2 separate regions of the Homo sapiens genome follow, and region 2 is linked to region 1. Evidence: read pairs that join two places in POLR2A ChIA-PET (ENCODE). Cell type or tissue: HCT116. All regions are shown on one strand. Each heading gives the region's core, and the rest is flanking DNA. Links, peaks and the distances in the headings are about the cores only.

Evidence for each region. Peaks named below come from ENCODE experiments on the same cell type or tissue, not always from the same donor. Only the 100,000 strongest peaks of a DNase experiment are listed, where the experiment ranks them.
Region 2: POLR2A ChIA-PET joins it to region 1 with 5 read pairs; 2 of 35 experiments call an interaction of 5 or more read pairs at or near these places.

The regions. Positions count from the first base shown.
Region 1 is chr12:86,453,852-86,464,655 of GRCh38, reverse strand. It overlaps a transcript of MGAT4C not described here. Among named protein-coding and RNA genes, the nearest start is that of MGAT4C, 200 kb to the right of the region's middle. In HCT116, for the core only: no CTCF peak of the experiment used is centred there; no DNase peak of the experiment used is centred there.
Region 2 is chr12:86,708,053-86,718,856 of GRCh38, reverse strand. It overlaps a transcript of MGAT4C not described here. Among named protein-coding and RNA genes, the nearest start is that of MIR3059, 32 kb to the left of the region's middle. In HCT116, for the core only: no CTCF peak of the experiment used is centred there; a DNase peak (open chromatin) is centred at 6,286; H3K4me3 peaks cover 1,083 bases; H3K27ac peaks cover 1,539 bases.

The DNA.
Region 1 (10,804 bases), core at 2,733-7,732:
ATATTTGCCTACATACAGTTATTGCACTCAAGTAAATTTTAAATGATTGTTTAGGATGTTATTTTCATAAATATATGCTCTAAGAACATCTGCAGAAATTTGAATGTACAGTCATCAAAGCAAAACTTTAGTGCAGGTGAATTAGGTGTATGTGGAGAATATAGATGGTTATAATCAAATATAAGGTTACAATCAAATATAAGCAGGTGTGCACGTTTTAATGATCATGACTTCCATATCCAGTGATTTTGATATAAAATTATTTTAAGAACTGCGGATACAATTTTCTCTATTCCCACTGCTTACTCCTTTTTACTTAAATACTGCAAAATGATTCTTTAATGTTTTAAGTAAACAGTTTGCCTCTAACTTTAGAGAGCTTGCTTAGATTAGCAAAAGACTCAGCAGCAGCCTGTATGACATTCTGTGTGGTTAAACTGCCCCATATTCTCCAAATTACCCAGTAAACTTTATTTGGAATCATCAGTGAGGCATCAAGGAAAAAAATAATGTAAAGCTACTCCTCACGAAGTACTATCTTACAGTATGGCAGTACCTGTGAAGAAACTAGATTGGTTTATCAACCAAACTTAAAAAGCACTCAGAAAGAAAGCTGGCTAAATTAAAAACACATTAACTCTGTGGTGCTGCTTTCTTAAGTAACAGCAACACCTCTGAAATAGCAAAAGGAAGTAAATATAACTAGTGAATCACAAGAAAGACTATAATGTATTCATTTAAATAAAGAATTTTTAGTATACATTTTAAATCTTAAGTTTTGCGTTCTTTTTCACCTATCACTATTTTAGACAATATCCCCAGTAGAAATGGATATAAGGAAAACATAGCAAAGTAAGAAAGTGTTTTATTAATATAAGAGGAAGATTATATTAGAGTTATCTCTACTGTATTCATTATGTACTAATTATTGTGTTTGTTTTCTTGCTGCACATAATGGGTGTTAAGCAAGGAATTAAAACAAATAAAAATGAATGTTCTTAAAATGAAGAATTTTAAATAAAGATATTTCAGGTGAATCTAACCTAATTTGTATGTCAGGGAAGATATACCCTGAAAAAGTGATCTTTAAGTCAAGTTCTGATGCATGAATAGGAGTTTACAAAGATAAAGGACACGAAAAGATATTAGGAATGATCCTTTGCAGGTGTCCTTGGCCAGGGCAATAACACATTAGAAAAGCCTAGAGGAATGGGAAATTTGAGATGCATATAAGAACTATAGAAAATTTAATAGAATTTGGGCCTTGCAAGAATTTGTTCAAAGATATGACTAAAATAGTCTTCTTGGGGCATGATTACATGCAAGATAAGATCCCAAGCAAAAGACTATAGCTGGTAGAGTAGTTCATTATGTGAAAAGGTCTTTTTATATTTTCAAATGATTGCTCAATGGTGATTTTTTAAAGAAATTCTTTAACTCTTCTGTTATTTGATGGAAAGGATATAGCAAATGTATGAGTTATAAATTAATTTATTCTCAGCTATCCATCCCTACACAAAAGGACAGGGTGTCCCGGCTGGGCTCCAGATGTAGGCTCCATTGACAATTTGTAATTGCCAGAATTGAAGGCTCAGATTCTGGGTGGTATGGAAATACCACAGACCCAGTCACTACAAATGGAGGTTGTGATGGTTAATATTGAGTGTCAACTTGATTGAAGGATGGAAAGTATTGTTCTTGGTTGTGTCCGTGAGAGTGTCACCAAAAAGGAGATTCACATTTGAGTCAATGGACTGGGAGAGACAGACCCACTGTCAACATGGGTGGACACCGTGTAATCAGCTTCCAGCGCAGCTGGAATAAAGCAGGCAGAAGATGGAAAGCGCATACATGCTGAGTCTTCCGGTCTCATCTTTCTCCTATAATGGCTGCTTCTTGCACTCAAACATCAGACTCTAAGTTCTTCAGCTTTTGGATTCTTGGACTTACACTAGTGGCTTGCCAGGGCCTCTCGGGCCTTCAGCTATAGACTGAAGGCTGCACTGTTGGCTTCCCTACTTTTGAGGTTTTGGGACCCAGTCTGGTTTCCAAGCTCCTCAACTTGCAGACATCCTATTGTGGGACTTCACCTTGTGATTGTGTGAGTCAATACTCCTTAATAAACTCCCCTTTATATATACATCTATCCTATTAGTTCTGTCCTTCTAGAGAACCATGACTAATACAAAGGTGTTTCAAACGTTCCATGTGTTGTCAATGTTTTGTAATGTCTCCATCTCCTCCATCTGATGATATTCTTATCTTGAAGGCAGGAACTGTGTCTTATTCATCTTTTTAAGCAGCTCAATATTAAGCACAGTGCCTGAAAATAATAAGTGCTCAGTAAATATTTGTTAAAGGAATTACTACATTCTTTAACTTTGAAAAACTCTTCTGGATACATCCTAACAGGAAATTTCCTAATGTGGAAAAAATTGTTGCTAAAGAAACATTATGTTTAATATATTCTAGAAAGTTACAAGCCCATTTTATAGTGAACTAAACTTCTGTTATATCAAGGAATGCATGCAATATCAGTTATTTTAATGCCCATATTAGTTTAAGCTGAGCTTTTCGCCATCTGTTCCAACTCTTAACCATGAATGCAAAAGAACACATTTCCCTATTACATTTGTAAAATGTAATATATAAATGATTTAAATACAGTTATACACTCATGAAGTAATGCTGCATGCAGCTGGTACAGGGCTCCCTTATGTTACAAAAAGAAATAAAGGAGAAAGCCTGCTAATCTCTGACATAGAGTTTCATGCTATATGACCTTATTCTAGGGACAGTGGAAGGTCAAATATTCACCACAGCACAAAACTGACTTTCTCAGTATAAATTTCATTTATAAACTAAAATTCTGACCACCCCCATTTTGTTAAACTGTTAATGATTATATTTTAATTTTTTAAGAAATTTATTACATTCTGTAAAGTTCTCAAATAATGAACATTTTTGTCTCTATTAGAATTCTTAGTGCACTTTATGAGCCTTTATTAATACTGCTGTGGATTTTCTTTCTATTGAAATGTAGAAGCCCACCAAAAGAATTGTTCACTGAGACCAATTATAGTATGTATATAACTATTAGTAAGAAGATGTGGCCGGGCGCAGTGGCTCACGCCTGTAATCCCAGCACTTTGGGAGGCCGAGGAGGGTGGATCATGAGGTCAGGAGATCGAGACCATCCTGGCTAACAAGGTGAAACCCCGTCTCTACTAAAAATACAAAAAATTAACCGGGCGCGGTGGCGGGCGCCTGTAGTCCCAGCTACTCGGGAGGCTGAGGCAGGAGAATGGCGTGAACCCGGGAAGCGGAGCTTGCAGTGAGCCGAGATTGCGCCACTGCAGTCCGCAGTCCGACCTGGGCGACAGAGCGAGACTCCGTCTCAAAAAAAAAAAAAAAAAAAAGAAGATGTGTAAATTTTGTTAAAAATTTGCTTTATTTGGCTTCCCTACATTGGAATTTATTGCAAAAATAATTAAAAATATATAAAGTAGGTATTTTATGCTGTTTGTCAAATCTATACCTATTCCCATGATAAACACTTGAATGGCTTTGAGACCTATAATTTTTCAGAGAGTTATAACATGAAAAGGCCATGAAGCATAATAAATATTTATATTTTAAGGAGTATAGGAAACAAGAATTGACATTTAAAAAATGACAAGACTTTAAAACTCTTGCATTGTGTTAAGGTAACATGTTTCCCTCACCTCCTGAATAAAATAAGACATAATTGCCATAGGAGTGTAATTTAAAAAGTGGGCTATTTCTGTCATAACCTTGTTTACTATTGACATTTAGTATTAATTTTTTTAAATGGCATGGAAAATAAATTTAAATTTAACTGTCGTGAATTAGACTAGTGGCTCTCAAACTCTATTTATGACCAACATTTCTCAGGGAAGAAAAAAACTAACAGTATATTCTTACTCTTGAGTCAGCTATATATATATATATCATCTTTAAGATGCTATTATTTATTATTAAAGGTAAGGGAGACACACACAAAGACACACACATGCATACAGACACACACATGCTATCCTGCAATTTGACACAAATACTTTAAAACAATATGAAGTCTTTCAGAAAAAGGCCATACAAATTCAACCAGAAGAAATACCATTTATTAATAATAAGTTTTAATGTGATATTCATAAAGTACTATCTTTTATTTATGTTTTACTTACAACAATTTGCCTAACTACTACATGTGGGTCTAGCTTCATTTTCCTAGGTTTCATAATCATAACCACAAAATGTTGAGATATTGAATTAGGCAGTATACTCTTAACATAGGAAGGAGTTTACCTAATCCTAACATAGCACAGAGTTTGCCTAATCATCTGCTGTGACTTCTCCCCAGGAGGATGAAGTATTTGGAGCCCAGGTGTATTTCACACAAACTCAGCTGTTTTACCACTCACAACTTTTTTTGTACTTTTTGAGGTTTTCATTAGAGATGGGGTCTCAGTATGTTGCTCAGGCTGTATTCAAACTCATGGGCTCAAGCAATCCTCCCACCTCAGCCTTTTAAGTGTCTGCGTGGGTGGGCACCATCACACCAACGCCTCAAAATGTTCTTAGGTTTGAAGAACTTGCGTTACAAATCTACAAAGTTAGTACAGCATCAATACTTTACTAAAGATGTCTGAATACTATAAAATATAAGAAATAAAAATGTTAACATTGGAAGTCATTGAATAATAGGTTGTTATTCAAATTAAGAGTTAGTGTCAATTTAGTTCATATTCAGATGAAATTATTAATCCCTTTAGGCATCAACTTCCTTGCTGTCCTAGGGTGAGAGTAGAGCAAAGAGGACAAGAAGAAAGGGGTTTGTTTCTGTAGGTAAGATTGTGGATACTTCCCCTTAACTCAAGTTGCTCAGATCCAGGAACCCTGTAGCTTTCATGTATGCGCATGTGGGTGGGTGGGGGGCGGGGCGGGTAAAGCTGTGGGTGAGTGGGGGCGGGGAAGGTTGGGGGGGCTTCTTTTCTCAGCGTATTACCAGGATCATAAATAATTTATAATTCTCATCTGAAACTTAGGGTTCTCTTCTAAGATAACTGGTTGTTGGAAGATTTCATTTCCTTATGACCGCATGAGTGAGGTTCTCATTTTCTTGCTAGCTATTGGTGAGTAACGATTCTCAGCTACTAGTGGCCACCTGCAGACCCTTCCTATGTGGCCCATAGGCAGTTTACAACATGGTTGTAAACTGCAAATGCCTGCTTTAGACCAGAGGGAGTCTCCCTGACACCCACCCAATATAGGCTCCCTCTTGGTTAAGTCCAAGTCAACTGATTTGAACCTTATCATGGGAGTGATATTGCCATTCTATTCACAGATTCTGCCCACACTCAAGATAAGAGAGTTATACAGTGTGTCACACCAGGAGCAGGAATTTTGGAGCCCATTTTAGAAACATGTTATGCTAATAAAGATAGCATAAAGCTATGTTTATTAATGTTTTTTACATTAAACTTTATCTCGTCTTTTGAAAACTTATATTTTGTATATGTATTATAATATACATGTTCTATTACTACAGTTATACCTACATGATTCATAAGCATATACACATAAGAGAATTGGCATAAATTCTCAAAATGCCTTCTCATTAGACTTCTTCTCTAGGAAGCGAGTGTAGTGATGAGCCTATGGAAATGATGAAAAATTACTTTTACAAAAGTAAAAAAAAAATAAAGTCACTGGAAATGGCATCCAAAAACTTACCTCACCCTTTCTTGCATTACTATCTCTAAAACTGGAGTCAAATGTGATTAACCTGGCATTGGTGTTCATAATCCTAAAAGTATAGTATACATTATAATAAATGTTCATATAAATATCTTTTGCAAAAACAGAAAAAAATGCCTTGCTGAAATTAGTAATTTTGTGAGATAATTATCATTTACTCGTTTAAAAATAATTTACTCAATTTAAAAGCAAACTGTGATATTCATTCCATGTGCATAGGTTATAACTGCTTATGTTTCTTCTTCATTCTCTTAATACGGTCTTTCAGAATTGTGAGGAGTAAACTGAGTTCATGTGAAAACATGTAATATAGTGGCTAGCACACATAGTGCACCCAGCATATAATTGTTTTCTACATTCTTGTTCCATTCTTCCAAATGGAGAATTATGACTGTCCCTGTGAATAAATATTAAATGCAAATACAGCCCAAAGGAACATAGCTGAGGTAGATTCAGGATAATACCATACTGAGAACTGAGAAACCAGGTAGGAATCTGACATTACCAAAGAAAAGGCTGATTGCACTTTTGAGAACTTTAGAGAAGGTGTGGAAATCCTTATACAGACAACTTAGGCATCTGAGCCAGTGAAGGCTAGACAACTTGATGGAGATGTAGAACAACATAAAAATTTTTAAAAATCAGGCATGGCTTAGTTTTATTGTCTGTAATGATTTTAAGTATTTTTTTATTTTCTTCTAAAATAAATTTAAGGTAGCTGCTAAAATACTTTAGGTGCTAATGACATATTGTCACCTTTAAAGGTAATAGTTGATTCAGAGATTTATGAGTTATTTTGTATTATTTGCTGTTGGTAGTGATTTGTCTTTTAGTTTTACTTTTTGTTTTGTATTGACAAAAAAGTTTTAATTTATGATTCTCTGACTTTTAATCTTGAGTTCTTAAAAATTATCAAATTAAAAAATTGTCTTTAAAAGTATTTTATAAAAATAAAAATTCCCATTTATTTACATGGATTATTCCATACTGAAGCACATGAAGTTAGAGAGAGGTGAAAGAAAAAAAACTTGTGATTTTATTTATTATTATTTTGTTTTTCTTAACAAGGTTCTACTAAAGCAATATGTTTTGATTTTCCTAGAAATGCCATCATTTATTTAGTGGGTAGGCATAGTAGCAACTGCTGACAGCTTCATTACAAGCCACAGCCTCTAGAGTCTAAAGTCTGTGACTAGAAGTCTCTCTTGCTCAATAAATTAACATGCTATTTTCTTTCCCTTTAAAACTAAGATGACATTTCAGCTAAACTATATTGAAAATAACTTCCCACATGAAAAAGTCTCCAGCATATATATTCTTTTTATCATGACCTGAAAGCAAAGAGACAACAGTAAACCAGAAATAACATTGTCTTTCCACCTAGATTATGGTATGGCTAAGCTGAATAAATCTATTCATAAATAAAATCAAGCATTTACACTGAGACAATTAAAAAGTCTATTATTTTTAAAATATTGTTTTAATCCTCATTTATATGTATTTTTTACTAGGTAAATAGGATTGGGTATTAATTTGCATTCTGCCTCCCACTAATTCTGTATGTTATGTGCTTTGGAAAAGCAAGTAATGAAAGTTAAATAATGAAAAATAATATGCCTGAATGGAGTAAGAAAGCACTATAGCAGGTTAAGTAGTTGACTAGTTATTAAATTAATTCTATTATAATAAAAAGGATGATATATTAAATTCAATGACACAAAGGAAAAAATAAAATAAATCTTGTCTGAATGTACAATATACTAGAAAAAGTATTTATGTATTCAAGAACAGTGGATTCTCAACTGGATAACTGTCATAATCACTTAAGCTGCTTGAAATAGGGACGTCCTGGACCATCTGAGATTTCAGCTCAATTATTCAGGAAGAAGATCCAGGAGTCCGGCTTTTGAAAATGCTCCCTGGGGGTGTCTTTCAAAGCTAGTTGAGTGCATATCATTAGATTCATTTTGGAAAACATTATTCTACCAGGTAGTGGTGAAGTTTCTGATAGCCCTTCCTGACAGGATGTAAGATAGAGAGCTCATAATGCAAGATTTCTATAAGTTTTATGTCATGCATCTTTTAAAATGTACATTTTTAGCTGGGACAACCTAATTTTCTCAAGTTTCCTACCAGTATCTCCTGATTATATAGATAAATTTGCCCCCTTTTCAGGCTTTCTTTGCTAAAAGGGTTAAAGAGAAGTAGCTAAAGTCGACATATCCTGAGCCAAAATTTAAAAAATAGATTAAAATCTGCCTCTAGTTTATGATCTCTTACTTTATCAGATTATATTCTATAATGAAAAAACTCTTAAAATATCAGAACTCAATGCCAAAGGGAGATCTCTCCAACTCTAGATGCTAGATTTTGGTAAGTCCTCCTTTAGATAAACTGAATCATTTAGCTCCAGGCAGTAATATGATCATGTTTACAAGGATGGTTTTTGAAACACATAGATCTGAATGCCAGGCTGCCATTTACTATCCACATGACTGTAGTTTATTTAAGTTCTCTGTTACTCATTTTAATAAAGATTATGCGATAACTAACGTTGATTATGTGGCTCTTCCGCTGCCCAAATTTTTTTTATCAGATTTTATCCTTATTTCTCTGTAACATCATGATGATGATGATGATGACGACGATGTTAAAAACAATAGATATTGCCTTGCTAACATTCTGGCAGCTTGGTTAATTTGGCTTCAGCATTTGTCTTCCAGCCTAGTGAAATATATCCTCAATAAATTAAATAAAACAAACGTTTATTTGTAATTACCTTAATGAGAAGAATGAGGAATAGGAAGGATATATTAAAACACTTTCTCATGCTAATCGTAATTTTTAAGCATATTTTTCTTACATTAAATTCTCCTAGTGCTTAATAGTAGATGTATCATATTCTTTAATATTTAAGAAGATTTATCAGTTCAAGTAATACTCTATTTTTTTCTGAACATTAGAAGCGTTTGTTATAAATCTTGTCTTGAAAATTGTCTTTTTTGACAGGGTACTGAATGAAAGAACCACACCAGACCTTGCGAATAATGGTAGGAACACACCTGGCTGTTTAGAAACTAGATATTAATAATCTAAACATTGAAAAATACCACTTATAAAATAATTTGCAAAGTTATCCCACATTTTTGCCTACAAAATTAATATTTGACTTTACTTGCATATTGTCTAATTTAACATTATTGTTTCTGTAACTTTATTTGAACACATATTAAGAGAGTCCATTAAGATGTAAATGTGGGACTTCTGTGTTTTTGCTTATCACCAAGTTCTTTTCTTCAAGTTTTAGTTGCAGAGAATTATGCTTAGAAAGGCTTCATTGGCTCTGTGAAGAAAGAGTTTCCTTTTTAAATTATTTTTAATTTCTGTATTTTCAGAAATAGAAGTTTAAAAAGCACCACTTTTCTATAACATAAAATGAAAGAATTAAAACTTCCTGTTTTAACAAGGACATATATTTGGCAATAGAAACTGAACTAGGGTCAACCTCATCTAGAGGAGCAAAAACTTTCCTCAAATAGATGTTCCCCACATAAGGAGTGATTTAATTAATTTATTAGTATATACACCCATTGCCTTTTGGAAAGACAGAGAATTGTGCTGAATACTTGGAACATACCTTTGAAGGAAATCCTGCATATATTGCTGAATTATTTGATACTGGAATAGAACAGAAACTAATTTCTTTTCATTCAAACACATTTACTAACACCACTACCCACATTTTTTCCTAAACTCATAGAGGTTTTAAAATGATACAAGGGCATCCTAAATTAAATAATAAATAAAAGGATTCACAATCAATGCAAGCAGGTAACTTGAAAATGTTCTAAAATTAAGATAATAAAATGACTTAGTGATCAACTTAAAAGCAGCACCAGCCTCTTTGCATTATTAATTCATCTAGTAATATGTAAGAAAAAATGTATTAGGAGAAAAGAGGGAATAGACAAAATAATGTTAAGAGAAAGAAACAACATAAAATTTGTTGGATTAAATATCTCAATTTTGGACCTTGAATTTACACAGATTTCATATGAATGTCTTCAAACTTCAGAAAGTTTATATTTTTCTGAATTTGTGATTTTGGAAAACCAAACTGCTATCGCTGTTATTAAATTTTTCCCCATATCATTGAATTTGCTCTTTGCTTACTACTCCAGTGCCCAAACCAGTAGGTATTCAATAAATATTTTATTAATTTCATTGCTGATATATAAAATCTATGTTTGAACTGATGTGCAAATACAATCTTTCTGGCTTTTGTGTAGCAATGTGTCTGTCTGTCTATCTACCTATCAATCTTCATGTTTTTATATAGTTACATATATGAGGCCAGCCACAGTGACTCATGCTTGTAATCTCAGCATTTTGGGAGGCTGAGGCAGGTGGATTTCTTGATCTCAGGAGTTCAAGACTAGCCTGGGCAACATGGCAAAACCCATCTCTACAAAAAATACAAAAATTAATCAGGTGTAGCAGTTTGCACCTGTAGTTCCAGCTACTTGAAAGGCTGAGGTGGGAGAATTGCTTGAACCCAGAAAGTCAAGGCTGCAGTGAGTGGTGATCATGCCACTGCATTCCAGCCTGGACAACAGGGTGAGACCCTGTCTTAAAAAAAAAGGATGTAATAATTGCATATAAATTATGACATATCAATAATTGTCTGATTTTCTCCTAAAGATTAGTAGCTCTGTGCTCTAATTGTAGGCATTTTACCAAAACTTAGTTTCTTTTCTGGAAAAAATTGTAGGAAAATAACAACTTTTTATTTTTTTCCTTTATAGTTTTCTGAGCCTTTTATTGGCTCTTTGAAAACATCATCATATAAGTCATGTAAGTAATGCCCTAATGTGTTTGGCCATGCCAGCTTCTTTTTGTGGCTCGTGGTAACTTGAGAAATAATAAAGTAGATAATAAGAATCTAATCCTGGTGCATGGCAAGTGTGAGTATATTTGTGGGACAAATTTGATATGGAGAGTTGATACTCATAGCTTAAAAGCTGCA
Region 2 (10,804 bases), core at 3,967-8,966, 250 kb before region 1:
GGGTGGGATGGTTTGGGGATGAAACTGACCCACCTCAGATAAACAGACATTAGTTAGACACTCATAAGGAGCATGCAGCCTAGATTTCTTACCTGCACAGTTCACAATAGGGTTCTGGTTCTTGCTCCTATAAGAATCTAATGACCCCGCTGATCTGACAGGAGGTGAAGCTTAGGTGGTAATGGTCCCTTGCCTGCTGTTCACCTCCTGCTGTGCAGCCTGGTTCCTAGCAGACCACAGATGGGTAGTGGTCCATGGTCAGGGGATTGGGGACCCCTGATGTAGAGAGATCAAGTAAAGAAACCATATACAGAGAGGAGATGTCCATGCAGCCTCTACTGTTTCAGCACTAGTTGTTTAATTCTTTCTAGCCCAGGCCCTGGCTATGCAAGTGATAGGCCTTTTAAGATAACCCCATCCTCAGACATTGTGTGACTGCTGCTGCATGAAAGACACAGGTGAGACAAACACTCACATGCTGAGCCCACTCAACTGCTGAGTTCATGAACAAAATAATTGATTGCTACTGTTTTAAGCTACTGTTTGGGGCTTTTATACCACAACAGGTAACCAACACAAGAACTATTGAAATACTGAGAACATTTGTTTGTTTGTTTAGAAAAAAACATAAACAATGGGTCAGTTACAGAGTTTATTTTACCATCATGGTTTAGATCAGGGTTTCTCAACAATGGTGTTAGGCATTTAAAGCCCGGCAATTTTGTTGTGGGGGGCTTGCCTATGCATTGTAGGCTATTTAACAGCATCATTAGTTTGTATCAATAGAGAATACAACCTTCCCATCCCCCATTATGACCAACAAAAACGTCTACAGACACTGCCAGATGTCTTCTGGGGATGAAATTCCTCCTGATTAAAATAACTGGTTAACATAAATTTTCAGAAAGGATAGTAAGGGAAAAAGAAACCTGGAAGAGAAGAGTATAAAACTTAGCCAAAAATTTATATCAAATTTCCTAATAATAAACTGTGAAGTAGAAACAGTATTGAAACAAGAACGTTCTAGAATTAGACACTGCAAAATCATCAAAATATTCATGCTACCCATACATATATAAGTATGTAAAATTAGGTTTCCATTAAGTTATGGATTTGTTGAGGCTCACCTTGAGTGTTTATTTCTTGCACTTTTTTCCTCTTATTTCATGTTTCAGCTGATTTTTATGTTATCTTCCATTGTTTGAATAAAAACAATTTATAAAGTAATGACTTTCCAAGAGATGAGTTTTTATTTTCTCTCAGAAAACCTCACAACTTAGCATTTTAGGCTTTTGAAATACTTATCAGGAAAAAATCACTAATCAAGACTAACAAAATATGCTATGTATTTCTGACAGCATAATCTACTTCTTCAAATTTTGAAGATAATTGCAAGGCAACCTACAATTCAGAAAGGAAATAATATCAGAACTGTTAGTCATGGAAAAGGAACAAAGGGGTTAGGACTAAAGGTGAGGGAAAACTAAGTTTTAATACAAAATTCTTGCTTTCTCTTGTAGTATCAATGTTTTAAATTATTGACATGATATTTCTATTTTTTCAAATTTTATTGAATTTATATTCTTATATAAGGTGTTTAAGAATGAACTCTGTGTAGTTTGTTGTAATTTGTTATATTTGCTTCAAATTTGTCTTTCTGAGCTTTTTTTTTTGTAATAATTATAATTACAAGTTTTCTTCTTGATGTCTGTTTTTTAAAAAAATTGTGCTCTAAGGCAGAGGAAGTCCTTTGGCCAAAAAAAGAGCACAACATTTGATTATTTTTTCCCATTCTGAGGTCAGTTTCAATTGCAGGTTGTCACAAACCATGAGAAACCATGATTGGGTTAAAGCAAATTCATTTTCATTATTAGAGCAAATCTATCACTACTACAATGACAACAGCTTAGATTATAGTATATAGTGCTAGGAGGTAGGAAGAATCAACTGCATATTTCAAGGGCAGGGAATACCCGAACTCTCCCAAAACTAGCATACTTTTGTTTACAGTGGAAGTCTAGGTAAACTAGTGTCTTATCCCCATCTCAACTTAACTTTCAAATATATGAAACATTATCTTTCACTTGGTAACTGGCATCTCCCTATTATAAGGCATGTATCTGTCATCAGTTGACAGCTACCACTTATCAGAGGAATAGGACATTTGTTGCACAGAGCATTCAAATATATTAAAGCCATTTTTCTCCTTTCTACAAATTTTGTATAGTGCAATGACATATGAATCAATTGGCAAACTATTAATAACTTCTCAATGAGTTTACCCCCTTCATTTTTCAGAAGGGAAAGGAATTGAAGAGCTGAATAGATCCAGCATGCCAGTACATTTACCCTTTTACTGCTTTTCATTTTAAAGTTACTATCTTTTTTGCAAGGGCAAGATACTAAATGAGATGATTTATATTTTTTCATGTTTGCTTTCAAAGATTAATGAACACCACCAAAAGGAATAAAAAAAGATAATATTAGGTAGGGCCAACATATGAAGCAGAGGCAGTAGTTAATATATAAACTAAAATTGCACTGTTGTCCACCAAAATGGTTTATTTCTTAATTTTTATGTTTATTTGAATTAATTTGGCACAAATTCAGTAGTTTTAATTAATAGTAAATTAATAGTTTGTCCTGTTTAATGTTTATATGTACCTCCTGTATGGGATGACTGATGGTTTATAAACACCTTTGGCAATTAGTGGGCAGTTTACTGTATCTTTTGGAAAACCAGTGGGACTATTTTTCACAATAGTAACAAACAAAATACAACATACCAACATATTATATAGTTATCTGCCTGAAACAACACATCTTACATTATGAGTAGATTAACTAATCTCAGGTGGATAAATTGAAGCAAATAATAGCACAATTTCTAGTTTTGTTTGCTCTTTCCTTTTCAGTAGCACAATTTCTAGTTTTGTTTGCTCTTTCCTTTTCAGAAACACAACAAAACTACTTGATTTGAAAGTACATTTTTGTAAAAGCCCAATATTTTCCCTTTTGAAATTTAGGTAACATGATTACTAAACTTTAACCATTCATACACAGAATAATAATCTAAAACTGATGCTGATCTAAGACATCAAATAAGTCTAGCTAAAGCATATTATAGTGACAGAGTAAAAGGAGTAGACTTCCTTAGCTGTGTGTACAGTAAATATTGCTTAGGACAAGAAAAGAGCACAAGAATAATGCTTAAGAGCCTAAGTGTAGAAATCTGTCAGCTTTGCGATTGAAGCTTGGGTCTTAAATTTTTTTGTTCTGTGATTATGCCTTGATGTTTGCACAAACCACAACATGGAGCAAGATTGACTCTCTAAAAGTTTAAACTTTTTACTCAAGTATAATATACATACAGAAAAACATACAGCTTGGTAGTTTGCACAAACACCAAACAATAATATAATCAGCACCCAGATCAAGAAACAGAGCATAACCAACAGCCAGAATCTTCCCTTATGCTCCTCACCCATCAGCTACTGCCACTCCCTCTCCAAGAATAGCTTCTACTTTAATTTCTAAGTGTACAAATTAGCATGCTTGCTTTTTTGTTTCTGTTTTCTTGGTATGGTAGTTTACTTTAAGAAAAAAATTACAAAGTATGTTTAAGTAATAGAAAAGACAGCTGTTATAACTGAAATTCAGATTCTTGAAAACTTGTTTAAAAGATTTTGTGTGGGGATAAACATGCCTGAATAAATTAGTTTTATTGTTATATCATTACCCACTTTTAAAAGTAAAGGGCTATTTAGGAATTATATATAATTATACAAAGTTTGAATTAAACATAACGAGATAAGTTTCCATGTGACATGGTGAAATTATCACAACTTCTAATTATTTCTCAAATATGCTGTATGTTATGAAGTGAACTTAAGAAAAGTTTCTGTTCATTTATGGTTAAAGCCCTCTTTTTCTAACTCCTCATATAATAGCTATTATTGTTTTAATATCTTCTTAAATAATTTCTCTCTTATTCTCGTTACATCTTTCTTCTACCCTTTCTTCCTTCCTACTTTAATTCTTTCCTTCCTTCCTTCCTTCCTTCCTTCCTTCCTTCCTTCCTTTTTCCCTTCCACCTCTTTCCTCACTCCTTCTCTGTATTATTCCATTTTCACACTACTGATAAAGACATACTGGAGACTGGGTAATTTATAAAGAAAAAGAGGTTTAATGGACTCACAGTTCTGCATGGCTGGGAAGGCCTCACAGTCATGGTGGAAGGCGAAAGGTATGTCTTACATGGTGGCAGGCAAAGAGCAAATGAAGAGCCAAGTGAAAGGAGTTTCCCCTTATAAAATCATCAGATTTTGTGAGACCTATTCACTACCACAGGAACAGTATGGAGGAAACCACCCTCATGATTCAATTATCTCCCACCGGGTCCCTCCCACAACACGTGGGAATTACAGGAGCTACAATTCAAGATGAGATTTGGGTGGGGACACAGCCAAACAATATCATTCTCTGCCTCCCTGCTTTGTATGTATTTACTGTAAATTAACCACATGTCAAATACTGAGGTAGACACTGAGAACATAACACAAGAACATTAGTATACTTGTCTTCAAAGTGCAACTTATATATGGAGGTAGAAGAGACTTAAGCCAACAAAAAAGTGAAATGCTAACCTGCATTTTGGTAAAAATACTGAAGTATTTTCTCTCTGTCTTTATTTTGTCCCTTAATTTCCATAATTGGAATAGATGTCCTTTATCCATTCAATGGATGCCTATCAGATTTAGCTTTCTATAAAAATTTCAAGTTAAATTTTTGTTAAGATGATAATAAAATTTAGTGCTGTTGCTTCCTATATGAAATTTCTGCAATGCTCGTGAGGACTCACATGATGCAATAAAACATACTATGTGCAAACCATTTTCTAATATGCTTCTAGCATACCTGTCTACATCACAGGCCAATATAATAAATGTTTAAAATATGAATTAATAACTAAAGGGGGCTCTGAATTACATAATAATGTAATACATAAGTCCGTAGGTGCTGAGGCCTAAAGTCAAATCTTTTCTCCTTCACTTTCAAGCTATGGGACTTTGGAAAAGTTACTAAAATTATTCAAGCCTCAGATTCCTCATCCTTAAAATAGAGATATCAATGGTGCTGACTTCATAGGAGTTTTTAAGAAAATAAAATGAACTCATATATATAAAACTACTAATACATTGTAAAAGCTCAGAAAATAGTTTAGCTAATGTTTTTGCATTCATAACTATTCATTTCCTAACTTTACTCAATATTTTCATGAAACTATCCTTTCTTGTAGCATATAGTCTTCAAAAAGTTAAAAATACATATCTTTACTATAGAGGTAGAAGCCCTTATAATTCCACAAATATTAATTTTATAATATTAATTTATAACAGATGCATTCATTATGATGTGAGAACCCAAAAAGATGAATGAATATTTTCAGAATAAGATGATACATCCTCAGAGGGTAGGGTCACCCTAATAGTTGTTGGTTGAATGTTCAACAGCTGTTTGAACATATTGTCATTTGGGAGAAAAAAGAACCAATTCATCAAAATCAACAGTACTCACAGAGGGAGTTGTACAGTCTCATAGCTACCTTTATATCAAATCTACTCTTTAAAAAACAACATGTAAACCATCTGTTATACATAAGAAGACACAAGTTAACAGTAACACTGTTATTTTCAACATAAGTGGAATCCCTTAATGTAATTGTATAAATAGCATGGTGTGTGTGTGTGTGTGTATGTGTGTGCAGCCTTATGTATTTGAGTGGAACAATTCCATAACGATTAAATAGAATCAAAACTGGGTCTACAGACAGTTTCAGAATAAATAGTAGAAAATTGCAGATGGACTAAAATGTCACAATGCTAAACTTTTAACAAAATTTCTATCCATGAAATGATTTTATCAATGCTTATTACTCGTCTTATAGGGGAAGGATGGCTTTTTGTTTTCTGGCTTAATGTTATAAATCGATAGGTATTGGGTGGTGGAAAAATATAGACTCTGTTAGAGAATGGAGCCAGAGGAGGCAAAATTGTCTACAATCGGCAGCTACCTTTTATGTGTGAACTCAGTAGAGCTTTTCCTTCCTGGTACCTGACTTGAGACTATAAGCACCCTGGCTACTCGATTCTCACCTTCCTCAAAATTAATTTTGTTTCTACTGTGGCTAGAAGATGAACATATTTTTAAAAACTCAAGTTAGTGATTCATGCTAAAGAAAACAAGCCAGTTTTCAAAAATAATAGTTTCGTCATGAGTCACAGTGACATCAGATGGCATAAATGCTTTGTCAAGTGGATCTTACTCAAGAGATTCCAGCATCCCCTAAATGACTCATTGCTCTTGTGCTGATAAAACACAGCCCAGCATATTTCTTTCCCCACGTTTTTTGAGTTTCTCCTGTTGACTTATACAAACTGTCTGAAGTTTTTCTTATTTTTTATGGTTAGTCATTGATTATGTTATTCATGGATCGAGAACTGATAAACATCTTAATTTCAGAAAACACTTTCTTGCTCCCTATGCCATCCTTTTATATATTTTTTTGAGTTGGAATGTTGTATTTTATTGTTGCAGGGTAAAGAAGCATAAATTCTGTATGTATACATTCCAAAAATATTTCAACTTTTAAAAATTGTGGATATCTTTTAAATATAAGTTTATAAGTTATTTATTCTCCAAACGTATCTTTTATTACAATATTAAATTTATTATCTTCTCATTTAATAAATAAATGAAATGGGAAACTGCCACAAATTTAGAATCTAAAGGGTTTATTGTATATGCAGGTACTTATCTAACATAAGAAATCATCACCAGCACATGGCAATATATCAAAATTGAAATCCTCTCCATTTAAAATTGTAGTCTGCTCCCAGGGCAGGACAGATTTTGTGGGCATATGATCTGTGCAGTTAAACAGTCCCCACAGTTAAAAGGTCATCATGGTTTATGGCTCTGCTGTTGCTGTTTTGAAATTCTTAATAATTGTTAACAAGGGGTTTCACATTTTCATTTTGCACTGGGTCATTCAAATTGTGTGTCTGGCTCTGATACAAAACAACACAAATATGAGACATATTAAATTCTTCGTTTTTGTGTAATTTAATATATTAGCAATTTAATTTAAAAATATCAGCTTAATAACTAAATTTGTGAGATGAAAGTCTATCTTGTTTTCATATTTTTTTCTTCCATTTATCCTTTATTCCAAATTAATAGAGATCTTATACTACTGAACTAAAAAAGTTGTACTACTTAAAAGAAAAAACAATATAAGAACCAAAAACCAATTTTTAATTAGTGTTAACAGTGTAGTGACCATCTATACACAAAATCTTAAGTACACATTTGTGATTATTTCCAAAACTATGCGGTAGATCTGTTTTGGTATACTGACTGAATCCTCTTTATTGGGCCAATGTGCCCATCTCCCCGTAAATATGAGTGTTGGTTCCTAATGTTCAACTTTAGCCCTTCCCCAGCTCCTGGTACTGGCAGCTAAGATGGCATCTCAGGAGCGCCAGGTACAGACTTTACCTTAGATGAATCTTTACCCCCTTTTGGCTCTTTCTCTATTCCCATACTGTTTCTCTTCCTACATTGAGTCAATAAATTATTAGTATTATTTTATAACTAATTTATATTTTTATTTCAAATTTTTGGGGGGTACACGTGGGTTTTGGACACATGGATGTTCTTTCGTGGTGATTTCTGAGATTTTGGTGTACCTGTCACCCGACCAGTGTACACTGTACTCTATATGTAGTCTTTTATCCCTCAATCCCCTCCCACCCTTCCGCATCTAAGTCCTCGAAGTCCATTATATCATTCTTATGCATTTGCATCCTTATAACTTTGCTCCCATTTGTAAGTGAGAACATATGATATTTGGTTTTCCGTTCCTGAGTTACTTCAGTTAGAATAATGGTCTTGAGGTCCATCCAAGTTGCTGCAAAAGACATTAGTTTATTCCTTTTTATGGCTAAGTAGTATTTCATGGTGTATATATACCACATGTTCTTCATCCACTCGTTCGTTGATGGGCAGTTAAGTTGGTTCCATATTTGCAATTGCGAATTGTGCTGCTATAAACATTTGTGTGCATGTGTCTTTTTCATATAATGACTTTTTTTCCTTTGGGTAGATACCCAGTAGTGGGATTGCTGGATCGAGTGATAGTTCTACTTTTAGTTCTTTAAGGAATCTCCATATTGTTTTCCCTAGTGGTTGTATTAGTTTACACATTCCCACCAGCAGTGTAAATTGTTCCCGTTTCACCACATCCAGATGAAAATTAAGTCCACAATGAGATGCCACCTTACTCTTGAAGAATGGCCATAATTAAAAAGTCAAAAGAGTCAATAAATTATTACAACCAAATCTCTTCTCAGGCTTGATTTCTAATTTAAGTCAAACATGCACTTAAGAAAATGTAAGTGTTATGGAAGCTGATGTAAGACAACTCATATCCCTGGAAGTGGAACCAGAGACAATGATGAATAACTTTAAAGAAATTGCTTACTAGAAAGGTTGCACAATAATATCATACTTCCCACCTCAGAGGTTCAAGGGTATTTACTACATCTTTATCAGCATTGACTGTGAATGTGCAAAAAAAGAAGAGGGGTGGCCATTTTGATAGTGAAAACAGACATCTTGCTTTCAGTGTAATTTACTATACTTCAATGACTAGTGAAGTTGGAAGGTTTCTAATATGTCTATTGACAATTCTTATGAGTTCTTCAGATTTTTATGGGGATAGAAGTAGAAATTAGTATTATTTATTCCATCATAAAAATAATGATCTCATAATCACCTTTATTTGAAGGACAATATTATGAAGGTTAGTGATTAATAACTCTTAGTTGTCTCTGAGAACAGAAAAAAGTAACTGGCCTCAACTCGAAGAACAAAGACATTTTTGTGTGTATACAAGAATTTTATGCCATCCAAGAGTATTAGCACAAATAAATAAAGGCAATTTGTAAATTTTTTCCCTGAAAATCTAAAAAACAAGAAAACTATCTCTTCAGGGTGATTATAATTAGGTCTATGAGACTCTCAAGGTCCCTTTAGTGATTCAGAATCTATAGTTAGAAATACTTATTTTAAAATGTTCAGGCAGAGAGGGAAGGTTCCTGCTTTTAATCCCAGCACTTTGAGAGGCCAAGGTGGGGGGATCACTTGAGACCAGGAGTTTGAGACCAGCCTCAAATATAATATCTATAAAACATACATACATACATACATACATATGTAAAATAAAAGTTTTCAAAACATAATCACAAATCTTCTATATATGCTTACAGTAAAAAAAATGTTTCTTAGGTATATAAATTTCAAGATTTTTTTCTAATACTTTGAGTCTAAGTACAAAAGTGACCTGATTGTGATAATTTTATTACATAAATGCTAGAAATACAAAATAAATAATAAAGATTTGTATTAGTACATTTTTACACTGCTGATAAAGACATACCTGAGACTGGGCAATTTACAAAAGAAAGAGGTTTAATGGACTTACAGTTCCACGTGGCTGGGGAAGCCTGACAATCATGGTGAAAGGTAAAGAGGAGCAAGTTACGTCTTACATGGATGGCAACAGGCAGGAGAGAACTTGTGCAGGGAAACTTCCCTTATAAAACCATCAGATCTCGTGAGACTTATTCACTATCACAGGAACAGAATGGGAAAGACCTGTCCCCATGATTCAATTACCTCCCACTGGGTCCCTCTCAAAATTCAAGATGAGATTTGGGTGGGGACACAGCCAATTCATATTATTCTGCCCCTGGCCCCTCCCAAATCTCATGTCCTCACATTTCAAAACTAATCATGCCTTCCCAACAGTTCCCCAAATCTTAACTCATTTCAGCATTAACTCAAAAGTCCACAGTCCAATGTCTCTCATCTGAGATAAGGCAAGTCCCTTCTGCCTATGAGCCAGTAAAATCAAAAGCAAGTTACTTACTTCATAGATAAAATGGGGATACAGGTGTGGGGAAACACAGCCATTCTAAATGGGAGATAATGGCCAAAACAAAGAGGTTTCAGGCCCCATGAAAGTCCAAAATCTGGTGGGGCTATCAGATCTTTAGGCTCCAAAATGATCTCCTTTGACTCCTTGTCTCATATACAGCTCATGCTGATGCAAGAGCTTAGTTCCCATGGTCTTGGGCAGCTTCAACCCTGTGGTTACGCAGGGTGCAGCCTCCCTCCTGGCTGCTTTCAAAGGCTAGCGCTGAGTGTCTGTGGCTTTTCTGGGTGCACCATGCAAGCTGTCAGTGGATCTACCATTATGGGGTCTGAAGGACAGTGACTGTCTTCTCACAGCTACACTAGGCAGTGCCCCAGAGGGATTCTGTGTGGGAGCTCCAACCCCACATTTCCCTTCTGCACTGCCCAGCAGGCATTCTCCATGAGGGCCCCACCCTTGCAGCAAACTTCTGTCTGGACCCCCAGGCATTTCCATAAATCTTCTGAAATCTAAGCAGAGGTTCCCAAATCCCAATTCTTGACTTCTGTGCTCCTGCAGGCTCCACACCACTTGGAAGCTGCCAAGGCTTGAGGCTTGCACTCTCTGAAGCCGTGGTCCAAGCTGTACTTTTGCCTCTTTTAGTCATGGCTTGAACAACTGGGATGCAGGGCACCAAGTCCCTAGACTGCAAACAGCATGGGGACCCTGGGCCTGGCCCATGAAACCACTTTTCCCTCCTAGGCCTCTGGGCCTGTGATGGAAGCGGCTTCTGTGAAGACCTCTGAGATGTCCTGGAGATATTTC